Linked DNA regions of Homo sapiens: regions 1, 2 and 4 are each linked to region 3. A link is a loop called in an ENCODE intact Hi-C map of the cell type or tissue named here. Cell type or tissue: endothelial cell of umbilical vein. All regions are shown on one strand.

Region 1 (2,500 bases), 210 kb before region 3:
CTTCATTCTTTCATATGAAGCTATTCAATTGTTCCAGGACCATTTGTTGAAAAGATTATTATTTCTTCATTAAATGGTCTTGGCACCCTTGTTGAAATCGACTGACCATTGTAGTATGGATTTCTTTCTGGACTACTGGAGAGTTTTTTTTTTAATAAGAGGGATTTTATCTGACTTAGGTTTTTAAAAGTGGTGCTTTTGGCACCACCGAGTAGAGGGTGGTGGTGACTTGAACTAGATAGTGAAAATCAACCAGATTCTAGATATTTTTGACAGTAGAGCTGACAAGATTTCCTGATGGAATGAATGAGTGTGTGAGCGATAAACAGTGAGGCATCAAAGATGGCGCCAAAGTTTTTGATCTGAGCAACTGGACAGAATGAGTTATCACTTCTCAACTTGAGGGAGAGTGCAGAGGAGCAAGTTTCCATGAAGGGGGTCAACAGTTTAGATACGCCTGTTGAATATCCAGATGGAGAGGTTGAATAGGCTATTGGATAAATGGGTCTGGCATTCATATTTACATTAAACCATATTGGCATTCCACTGTTTGTTGTGCTGTTTGTTTTTCTTTTAACCAATTCATCTATTTTTTTCTGTAAGTACGTATGATAATTTATATTTTGCCGTGATTGTGCTGTCTTTGTCAGGTTTAGTTGTCAGGAATATTCTAGTTTTACGACAAGAGTTGGAAAGCTTTCCATGTTTTTAGGTGCCCTATACAGTTTATAGATACAAATTAACTGCTCTTTGAAAATAAAAAGGTGTGTCTATGAAACCATCCAGGATTTTACATTTTTCAGTCTGCCCTTTTTACAAGTTATCTTTGTAGCTTCTTCCATGCTTATTGATTTTGGCTTTATACTCCTTAAATGGATTTAGTAACATATTTTCTCAAAAATAGTCCATTTCTTTGGGATCTTCAAATTTATTAGCATATATTTCAGGACAATTTTTAAAGCCTCTGTTTTTTTGTTATAGGCCCTTTCTTGTTTTTCCCACTTTTCCCCTTGATTAGATAGTTTGCTTCTTTTATTGATGTAATTGTTATTAACATCTTAAATTCTGTGGGAAAGAAATGGTTACATTTTTTATTATTTTTTCAAATGAAATTAAACCTGGATCAAGCACTCCATCTGCCAGATACACTAGGGTCAGTGTCTCTGTCTTGAAGTACCACCCCTCTCTAAAATGACCAACAACTCTGGTGGGTTTTCTAATAGAAAGCTGGGAGAGCCAGCATTCTGCAGCCCTTGCTTCCTGCTGCCACTTGAGTGTGCTGTGGACACTGGTCCCACTGGTTACTGCTGCTAATCTAGGTTCCCGGTTGCACTTCCTAGCATCCTCAAGCCCCTCCTGTAGATCTAGAACTTCTGTTGGCTTTTTCTTTTCGGATATCCACATCCCCACAGGTCAGAGAGGGTTCCTCTTAGAGCTCTACTCCCAAATGGTCCTGTTATTCCATTTTGCTACGTAATAGAGCTACACGTTTATCCTCCTTCTTAAAGCAGCTACTTGATTGCTTGAGGCCGTGGGGGAGGTCTACTTGCTTCTCCTTTAAAGATTACTCATCTTTTCAGACATTTCTCTTGCTAAAGAAGATAGCAGAAAAACACAAGTTAAGTCTTCAGTAGAGCATCCCATTATCTTGTTTTTTAACCAAAGGACCAGCTCTTGGATTCTTACTGGCTGTGCTTTGATTTATCTACTTCTTAATTTATTTTCTTCTGCTTTTCTCCTGAATAATACCTTCCCTTTATATGTAGGTTTCTTTCACCATTCTTCTTCTAATTTCTTAATTTGCATATTTATTTTTTACTCTTGTTTTGGTTGCTATTAAGCGTAGTTAAGCATATAAATGTCTTTGATTACAGCTTTGATGAAATCCTATAGTTTCAGCTAAATAATATCTCATCCTCATTATAATAAAACTATGCTACAATTGTACTTTAAGTTTAAAATATCGGTCTTCTACTTCCCTAAGTGCCAACCTAGAAATGCAACAATATCTATTGTAAGTTACATAAATCAGTACACTTGTTTACTCTCCATCCCTCACTGCCTCTAATTCTGTATTGTTATAATCTGAGTTTTAATTTGATTTTACTCTTTACATTGTGGATATGCTTTTTTCAGTTGCTATTTGAGATGTTCACTTTATTTTGAAACTATACTACAATAACTATGATTTTAAGATTCAAATCCATATTTACATGACTAATTTCTTCTGACATGAGTCAGTTTCATGAGTTATGTCTTTTGATTTATCTCTCTGTGGCATGAGTACATCTTTTGTTTTTCAGGAAGGTCATATGAGTTTTATATCTATGCCCTTGCATAAATCACAATTTCTCTCTGTAGCTTTGCCTATGAATGACAAGTTATCTAAGTATAAATTTCTATGATCATAAGCTCTCTAGACATTACATCAATGTTGTAATAAAGTCTGATGCAGTCTGATTTGGTTCCTTTGGAGATAAAGTTTTTTAGTCGCCTGTAC
Region 2 (2,500 bases), 95 kb before region 3:
AGTTACCCTTTACAATAAGTTACCCCTTGCTGTGCCCCATCCCTGGCTATTCTCATTTCATAATTATCTTCTTTAATTCTCAGAAACAACCCTGAGAAATTTGTATTGTTCTTACTATTTTTCAAGTAGAAGAACTGATGCTCAGAAACGCTCAATGAGCATCCAAGCTCACATGGATGGCAATATTTACTCTTGTTGGCAAACGCCAAAACTTAGGGTTTTATCCGTAAGTTACCCTATACATTCTGAAGATTTCGCTGAAGGAGAAAATGCAGCTTTATGGCTCCCAATTAAACCTGAACTATTAGTTTGGATTGATTTTTATGAAACAGACTGCTTTCTTTGACGTTAGCAACATCTCTTTCAGGGGGAAAAAAAATCCTTATAAGTTATCCACTTGGAACTTTCCCTTCTGTGATTTTATTTGTATTCCAAATCTGCTCTGTGGTCATTCTTATAAACTCCTTGGAAGTTAGAATCCATTATCAATCACCATCCAGTGGAGAAAACACAAACCACTTCAGTCATTTCAGAGGGAGATTTCATACAGGAACTGGTTCCAACTTTGTTGGAAGGGATGGTGGAGGAAAACAGGTAGAGACTGTTGTGGCAGATACAGTTCTTCAGAAAATTGCCATGCCCCTTGGGCAGGAAGAATGAAAGGGAAAGTGATGTTGCCATTGCCCCTGAAATGCCTGAAGTGGTTTTTGTTTTCTTGACTGGATGTTGATTGATACCAGATCTTACTTCCAGGGAATTTATAAAAATGACCACAGAGCAGATTTGGAATACAAATGAAATAATGGAGGGAAAGCCCAGGTAGACAGGCCTCCGAGGCTCCTGCTGCTGCTGTTTCTGCTACTTTTGGGGCCCTATCTCTGGCCACTGAGCATGCAGCCAGGGGCCCCCACACTCCAACGGTTCAGGAATCAGAAGCTGCTGGGCCCCACAGACACCTGCAGTTACTCGTAGCTCCCCTTGCTGCAACCAGAGCAGAGGAAGAAAAAAAAAAAAAAAAAAAGCTTTTCCCTCATGCATGCTTATGCGTTCTTTCTAATCTCCCATGACCGCTTCCCTAAATGGAAACCAGCTGGCAGGCGATTCTGGGAAATGTAGTTTCAGGGCTTCCAGTCCCTGCCACAAGGAGGAGAGTGTAGAAGAGTGAGTGTGAACTGTGAGCCACCAGACAGTTATCAGCCCCCACCCCGGCCAGAGTTACCAAACTCCCTTGCCTTAGAATTTAACTCATCACCTGGATTGGTCTCAAATGAATGTGATGATTCTGTTACAGCCCTGGAATTGCACAAGACGAAAGCTTAAGGAGAGTCATGATATTTATCTCTACATAAAGACTACATGTGCTGGGAGAAGTGCAACCTTTGTGGGAGGGAAACCAAAAAAAAAAATTCCAGCTCAAGCTGGGGTGTTAGGAATTGAAGCTGGCCTGGCTCCCCTGGCTGAACTGCAGGCCACGGTGGCTCTGAAAGCATCTAGTGGCAGCATTGCCCCATCTGTTCCCACCATGCCCTGTTGCTCAGCTCCTTCAGGTGGCAAGAAAGAGCCAGCCCCAGCGACCTTTGATGACAGGGTGTCTGAGACAGGGTTACCCAGAAAACAGGCTCTGAGACAAAGATTTGCATACAGGAAGTTTATCAGGATATGTTTTCAGGAACAGAAGCTGGAAGGGAGGAAGCCAAGTAGCGCTGGGCAGCGGGAGAAGTCAAAATGTGATGCAGTGGCAATCATGAGCTCAGCCAATCCCAGGGGACCTCGGGATTCCATGGTCCTTCACGGGTGTCCTGAATTGAGGCAGCAGGGCTAGATCCATGACCCTTCACACTGACTGCTAGCTGCAGGTTGCCCCCAGGGAGGGGGCATAACCTGAACTAACATAGCTCTGATTGGGTGCAAGGCATCTCAACAGGAGCCAGATGCTAGCCGCTGGGGAGGAGGGCCTCCATCCTGGGTGGGGTGTCTGGGCGCACCCCTGGCATCCACCACACAGGATAAGAGGAGTCAAACGGAAGACAGGCACTGCCCTGGGCTCGGTGCTTAGCTACATTTGCCATGCAGTCTGAGCTGTGGAGGGACAGAGTCTGGCCACCAGCCTCACTGAAACCACCATCTTCTCACACCTGGATTACTGAGCCAGAGCTTCCAGAGTCTCTGCTTCCACGTTTGCCACACTACCATCCATTCTGTACCCCACAGACAGTGCAATCTTCTCCAACCTGAAATCACATCACAGGCTGCTCCGCTTCACCTCCCCACCCTCATCGCTGTTCATTAGAGTCATGTCCAGACCCTTTGTCATGGTCTCTGGGGGCAATGTGACCTGGCCCCTGTCCACCTATGCATCTGCCACCGCCCAGCCACAACCCTGCCTCCCTCACTGTGTTCCGGCCATGCTGGCCTTTTCTGTTCCTTGAACATTCCAAGCTCTTCCCCACCTGAGGGACTTGGCCCTGGCTTTTGCCTCTGGCTAGAATATTTCCTTCTT
Region 3 (2,500 bases):
CTTGGGCAAGTTACTTCACCTCTCTGTGACTCTGTTTCCTCATCTGTGAAATAAGTATAACACCTTGTTGGATTTTTGTGACTTCAACAAGATGACGGGTGTAGAGTTCCCAACCCAGCAGTGAGCACATCATTGTCACTCATGATAAGGCAGCTCTTGGTGTCCTTATGGCTGATGTTATCTGGTGAAGTCAGCCCTCTCTCTCTGAGGCTGCCTCTCATGGGAACTGTCCTGGTCTTACTGGAATGGGAGAGCCATGAGGACAGGGCTCTTGTCTATCCAGGTTATTGCTGCATGCCCAGAACAGTATCTGGCAAATGGTAGTGCTTAACAGTTATTCACTGTATGAATGAATGAATGAATGATTTCTTAGGCAATTGCCAAAGAGAGCAACAAGTAAGGAAGAAAAATAACAAAAGTGGCCGGGTGCAGCGGCTCACGTCTGTAATCCCAGCACTTTGGGAGGCTGAGGCAGGCAGACCATCTGAGGTTGGGAGTTCGAGACCAGTCTGACCAACATGGAGAAACCCCGTCTCTAATAAAAATACAAAAATTAGCTGGGCGTGGTGGCGCATGCCTGTAATCCCAGCTATTCGGGAGCCTGAGGCAGGAGAATCGCTTGAACCCAGGAGGCAGAGGTTGCAGTGAGCTGAGATTGCGCCATTGCACTCCAGCCTGGGCAACAAGAGTGAAACTCTGTCTCGAAAAAAAAAAAAGCCAGTTGAAAATTTTGCAGGCCAGCTATCCAGAGCAAGAAAAACATTCTAAGGGCAATGCAAATGCTGTCCTGTACAGAAGAGAAGAGGCCGAAGCCCGGGCTTAGGCCCTGACCCTGATGTCTGCAGGGGTCAGTGCCCTGTGCTCGCTGGCCCTGGCCTGCGTGGACAGTCCACACTGGGAACAGGCCGAGTGCAGTGCCCAAGTATAGCCTGAATACTTCCCCAACAGCTGCTCCAGAAGTGGGGGAGTCCCCCATGGTGCTTGGAAATCTGGCCTCATGTAAGGCCAGTGGGTGCCTTCCAGAGTAGCACAAGATGCTGCTGACAGCTTCACCGTTTCCGGCCCCACCGATCTATAGTAGTTGGTAGTTCTGTGTCCCCAGCAGAGGGTAATCCACCACCACCAGGCTGGACCCTTCATGTGGCTCTTTGGTGCCCTCTAGTGGTGCTGCTTTGGTGCACGACAATGACAAGGAAGCACTGGGGGTTGGGGGGTGGGTAGCCCACCTGCCCCTGCAGGTTGCATGCTCAGGTGCATCTCTCCCCATGTGTGGCTGCACAGACCACTGCGAACTCCAGGCCCAGGTAGAATCTGGATGGATTAGACAACACCTACAGCTTGTACAGTCTGCTTTGTGGTTCAGTGCAGGAGTCACTTGATTTTCTTCCAGATGCCCATTGCCAGCCTCACAGGAACAGGAACATCATCACTCCCAAAACTATCCCAACCCCTGCCACCGTAACCTCTGACCTGTGACAGGGAGATGGGGCTGCATGAGGATGACATTAGTGACCAGAACATTTTTGCAGTTTATTTCTGGATCAGCACCTGAATATGGGGAAGGTGGGTGTGGGAGCAGCTCGGCCACCCCAGGACCACTGACTTCCATGAACTCTCAGTGGACCCATCGTGTTTGTTTGCTACCCTCCTGCCAGGACTGTGCTTAAGGCTGCTGAGATGGGTGCGGAACTGAAAGGCCAAAGATAAGAATTCAGATTTCAAGATTCCGAGAGGTCAGAGCGGTGAAGGTGGGGTTGCGGGGGAAGGGGAGCAGCTAAGAGAAAGGTAAAGGTAGCCAGGCTGGAATGTCAGCAGCACAGGGGGAAAGACTGGGCTAGCAGCAGTTCTGTGAAAACTACCTGATGGGTCTTGGTCCAACCTGAAGGAACACATGAATCACTGGTGGAAGATTATATAGAAAGCCAAGGAGACCCAGAGAAAGAGGTCAAGCTGACTTGCTCAGCACTTGACTTGCTCAGCACTGCCTGGAGTACTGAGCTCCATTCAAAGCCTGTAGGAGTGGTAAATCTGTAGAGCAGTGGTAAACTCCAGCAGGTTGACTGACAAGGTGGCCTGGGTGGAGGAAGGCACAGTGGTGTGTCCCCTCTCTGTAGATCTTCCCTCCTGTGGAAGGTGTGCAGACTCAAAGAGAGAGCTTGGAATTATTCTGGGGAACCCCAGGGGAGAGATGAGCCCCGGTGAGTGGAGGTCCAGGAGGAGAAGGCTGTGGCTCCGTGAAAGCACTGTGTACTACCTCACCGGGAGCAGGAGGGAGGGGCTCCCTGCCACTGCAGTGTGTAAGCCAGGCAAGCCTTGTCAGTTTCCTGTGAAGAGCACTTCATCCCATTGAGCAATGCTGTATGACACAACTAATTTTCTCCACACCGAGAATCTAAGATTCCATCATAAATTACTGCTGTTCATTGTAGAGGAAAAGACAGGATCACCGTTAATGGGTTTGCCATTCATGCATAACTGGAATGGGTCCGTGCTACTGCAT
Region 4 (2,500 bases), 50 kb before region 3:
CACATGACATTCATTTAAATGAGTATGGTAAAGGTGTAAATTTCTCTTCTCTACCTTACCCTCCTTGTAATTGAGGGTACGCTCATTTAAACGAGCAAGGCTACGTTCCCATTAAACTTTATTTGCAAAAATAGATGGTGGGCCAAGTCAGTAGTTTGCTAATCCCTGCTCTAAACAACCCAGAAGTCACATTTAGTAAAAATCGCTGGATCTGTTGAACAGTTATTGTAAGCCAGGCTCTGGTAATCTAGTGTGGGATGTGCAAATATTATCCCCATGTTCTAGATGAGGAAACTGGTTCAGAGTGGGAAGGGAATTACCCAAGATCACACAACTAGTTAGTTCATTTCAAACTTAGATCTGATTCCAGAACCAGGTGCTTAATCATTACTGGGTGCCTTTGCTCTCATCTGCCACTAAGTACCTCCTACCCACAGAGAGAGGACTGCATGTGATAGCATCAGTGAGTACTGACGTAACCCAGAGAGAAGTTCAGGCAGCATTTAAGAGAAGGAAGGAAGTCAAAGAATCTAAGAATAGGGAGATGGCCTTGCCTAATGCAAGGGGTCTCTGGTGCTCAGATCAGTGCTTCTTTTTTTTCTTTCCTTCCTTCTGTTTTCATTATTTAAGATTATTTTAAATCACCTCTACTTGACATTGTATTTTGTATTCCCACGGGTGTACTTGTATAATTTTCACTACTAGTCTTCCCCACAAACATGCATGTTTCTTAGGGCAGAATGTTTGTTTTGTCCACTGTTGCATCCTCAGTGCCTAGAACAGAACCTGACTCAGGGTAGGCACTCAATAAATATTTCTACAATTAATAAATAAAAAGTGATTCATAACTACTTAGCCTAAACCCATTCAGTCACAAACAGTGGCTACATGCCAGGGTTTGTGAATGGTGCCAAAAGGAAAATAACCATTTCCTCTCCTCTGATTCTCAGCATCTTCCCACCACGCACCCATCCACACATGATGATTAGTCTTGTGTCTAGTAGAGCTTAGGTGCAGTATCACATTTGGCCCCTAGATGTCACTGTGTCTTACACATAAACACAGAATCACTAATTGTCAAAACCCAGGTAATGGTAGCCAGCTGCCATTTGTTGATCATCTTCTCTGTGCCAGACACTGTACTAAATGCTTTCCATACCTCATCTCATTTTATTCTTATACTAACTGTACAATTTAAGGATCACTGACCACACTTTAAAAAGAAGGAAACTGAGTCCTAGCAAAGTTAAGCAGCTTGCTCAAGATCACGCTTGACAAGAATTGGGATTAGAATGAGGTCTTCTACTTCCAAAACCTGTGTCCTTTCCTTTATACCTACTTGGAGAATAACACAGAAGCCCTCCTGCTCTCTCCCTCCCCCTGCCCCTGCCCATTTTACAAATGAGAAATGCAGAATGAGAGCAAGGAAGTGATTGGCTCATGGTCACACAGGTATCAAGGAACAGAGCCAGAATTCTAACTCAGGTCCACTTAATTTTAAATACTTTAGAAATCCACTGCCCCAGCCAGGTGTGGTGGCTCACACCTGTAACCACAGCACTTTGGGAGGCCGAGGCAGGTGGATCACTTGAGGTCAGGAGTTCAAGACCAGCCTGGTCAACATGGTGAAACCCCGTCTCTCCTAAAAATACAGAAATTAGCTGGGTGTAGTGGCACATGCCTGTAATCCCAGCTACTCAGGAGGCTGAGGCAGGAGAATTGCTTGAACCCAGGAAGGAAGTGGAGGCTGCAGTGAGCCTAAATTGCACCATTGCATTCCAGCCTAAGTGACAAAGCAAGATTCCATAAAAAAAAAAAAAAAATCCACTTCCTCAGACTTCATACTTGAGCCATTAAATTGGAAGGATTTACTTTATGACATTTACAAGAGGAAAATTCTGGTGCTCAGCTTTTAAAGCCATCTATGCCCCTTGCAGGGTATGCCTAGATTCATGGAGGAGGAGAAGCTGCTTGGGCTCAATCTTGAAATCAGGGTAGGAGTATGCCAGCAGAAAGGTGCAGGTCAGGCCTTCCAGGGGTCAGGAATAGCTGGACAAATGCCTGGGGGCTCAAACAGCCCCATGTTCAGCATCACGTAGATATGAGGCTCCTTCCAACCCATCCCCTAACTGCTAAGCTCCTTAGGCATTTTGCCCCAGTTTCTCAAGACTGGCAGGGAGTTGCCTAGTTCCCCAGAGGGTGAGAGTTAAGCTGGGTTTCTGCAAAGCACCAGCAGTTCACCATATCCTTGAAAATCTCAGAGCGGGCTTTGCCGGTGCCCTGCCCCCAGGTACAGCGGTTTTGCTGGATTTAATCTCCTTGGCAGTCACTGAGCCCACACTTTCCTCGTGTTCTTTTTACATTCGGTAACATAAAGGCCCCTCGGGTTTTTATTTCTCCTTTAAAAATGGCTTTAATCGTTAAAAACCAAACCTGGTGATATTTCTTAAGCTTCTGCCTGAGTTTTGTTTGTTTTTCCATGAGTCTCTTCCAGAACTAC

What was found. Peaks named below come from ENCODE experiments on the same cell type or tissue, not always from the same donor. Only the 100,000 strongest peaks of a DNase experiment are listed, where the experiment ranks them.
Region 1: it touches region 3 in a loop (11-fold over the local background); 10 of 110 quality-filtered maps call a loop at or near these places.
Region 2: it touches region 3 in a loop (7-fold over the local background); 3 of 110 quality-filtered maps call a loop at or near these places.
Region 4: a loop joins it to region 3, with 7 times the contacts of the local background. A loop is called at or near these places in 6 of 110 quality-filtered maps.

The regions. Positions count from the first base shown.
Region 1 is chr9:98,522,478-98,524,977 of GRCh38, reverse strand. The region is part of intron 3 of GABBR2 (gamma-aminobutyric acid type B receptor subunit 2); the gene reads left to right. Among named protein-coding and RNA genes, the nearest start is that of GABBR2, 190 kb to the left of the region's middle. In endothelial cell of umbilical vein, a CTCF peak has its summit at 1,255; a DNase peak (open chromatin) is centred at 2,297; H3K27ac peaks cover 1,077 bases.
Region 2 is chr9:98,409,027-98,411,526 of GRCh38, reverse strand. The region is part of intron 7 of GABBR2 (gamma-aminobutyric acid type B receptor subunit 2); the gene reads left to right. Among named protein-coding and RNA genes, the nearest start is that of TBC1D2, 150 kb to the right of the region's middle. In endothelial cell of umbilical vein, no CTCF peak of the experiment used is centred here; a DNase peak (open chromatin) is centred at 1,106.
Region 3 is chr9:98,314,372-98,316,871 of GRCh38, reverse strand. The region is part of intron 13 of GABBR2 (gamma-aminobutyric acid type B receptor subunit 2); the gene reads left to right. Among named protein-coding and RNA genes, the nearest start is that of TBC1D2, 60 kb to the right of the region's middle. In endothelial cell of umbilical vein, a CTCF peak has its summit at 1,158 (motif pointing left); a DNase peak (open chromatin) is centred at 1,111.
Region 4 is chr9:98,363,925-98,366,424 of GRCh38, reverse strand. The region is part of intron 12 of GABBR2 (gamma-aminobutyric acid type B receptor subunit 2); the gene reads left to right. Among named protein-coding and RNA genes, the nearest start is that of TBC1D2, 110 kb to the right of the region's middle. In endothelial cell of umbilical vein, a CTCF peak has its summit at 1,041 (motif pointing right); a DNase peak (open chromatin) is centred at 914; H3K27ac peaks cover 589 bases.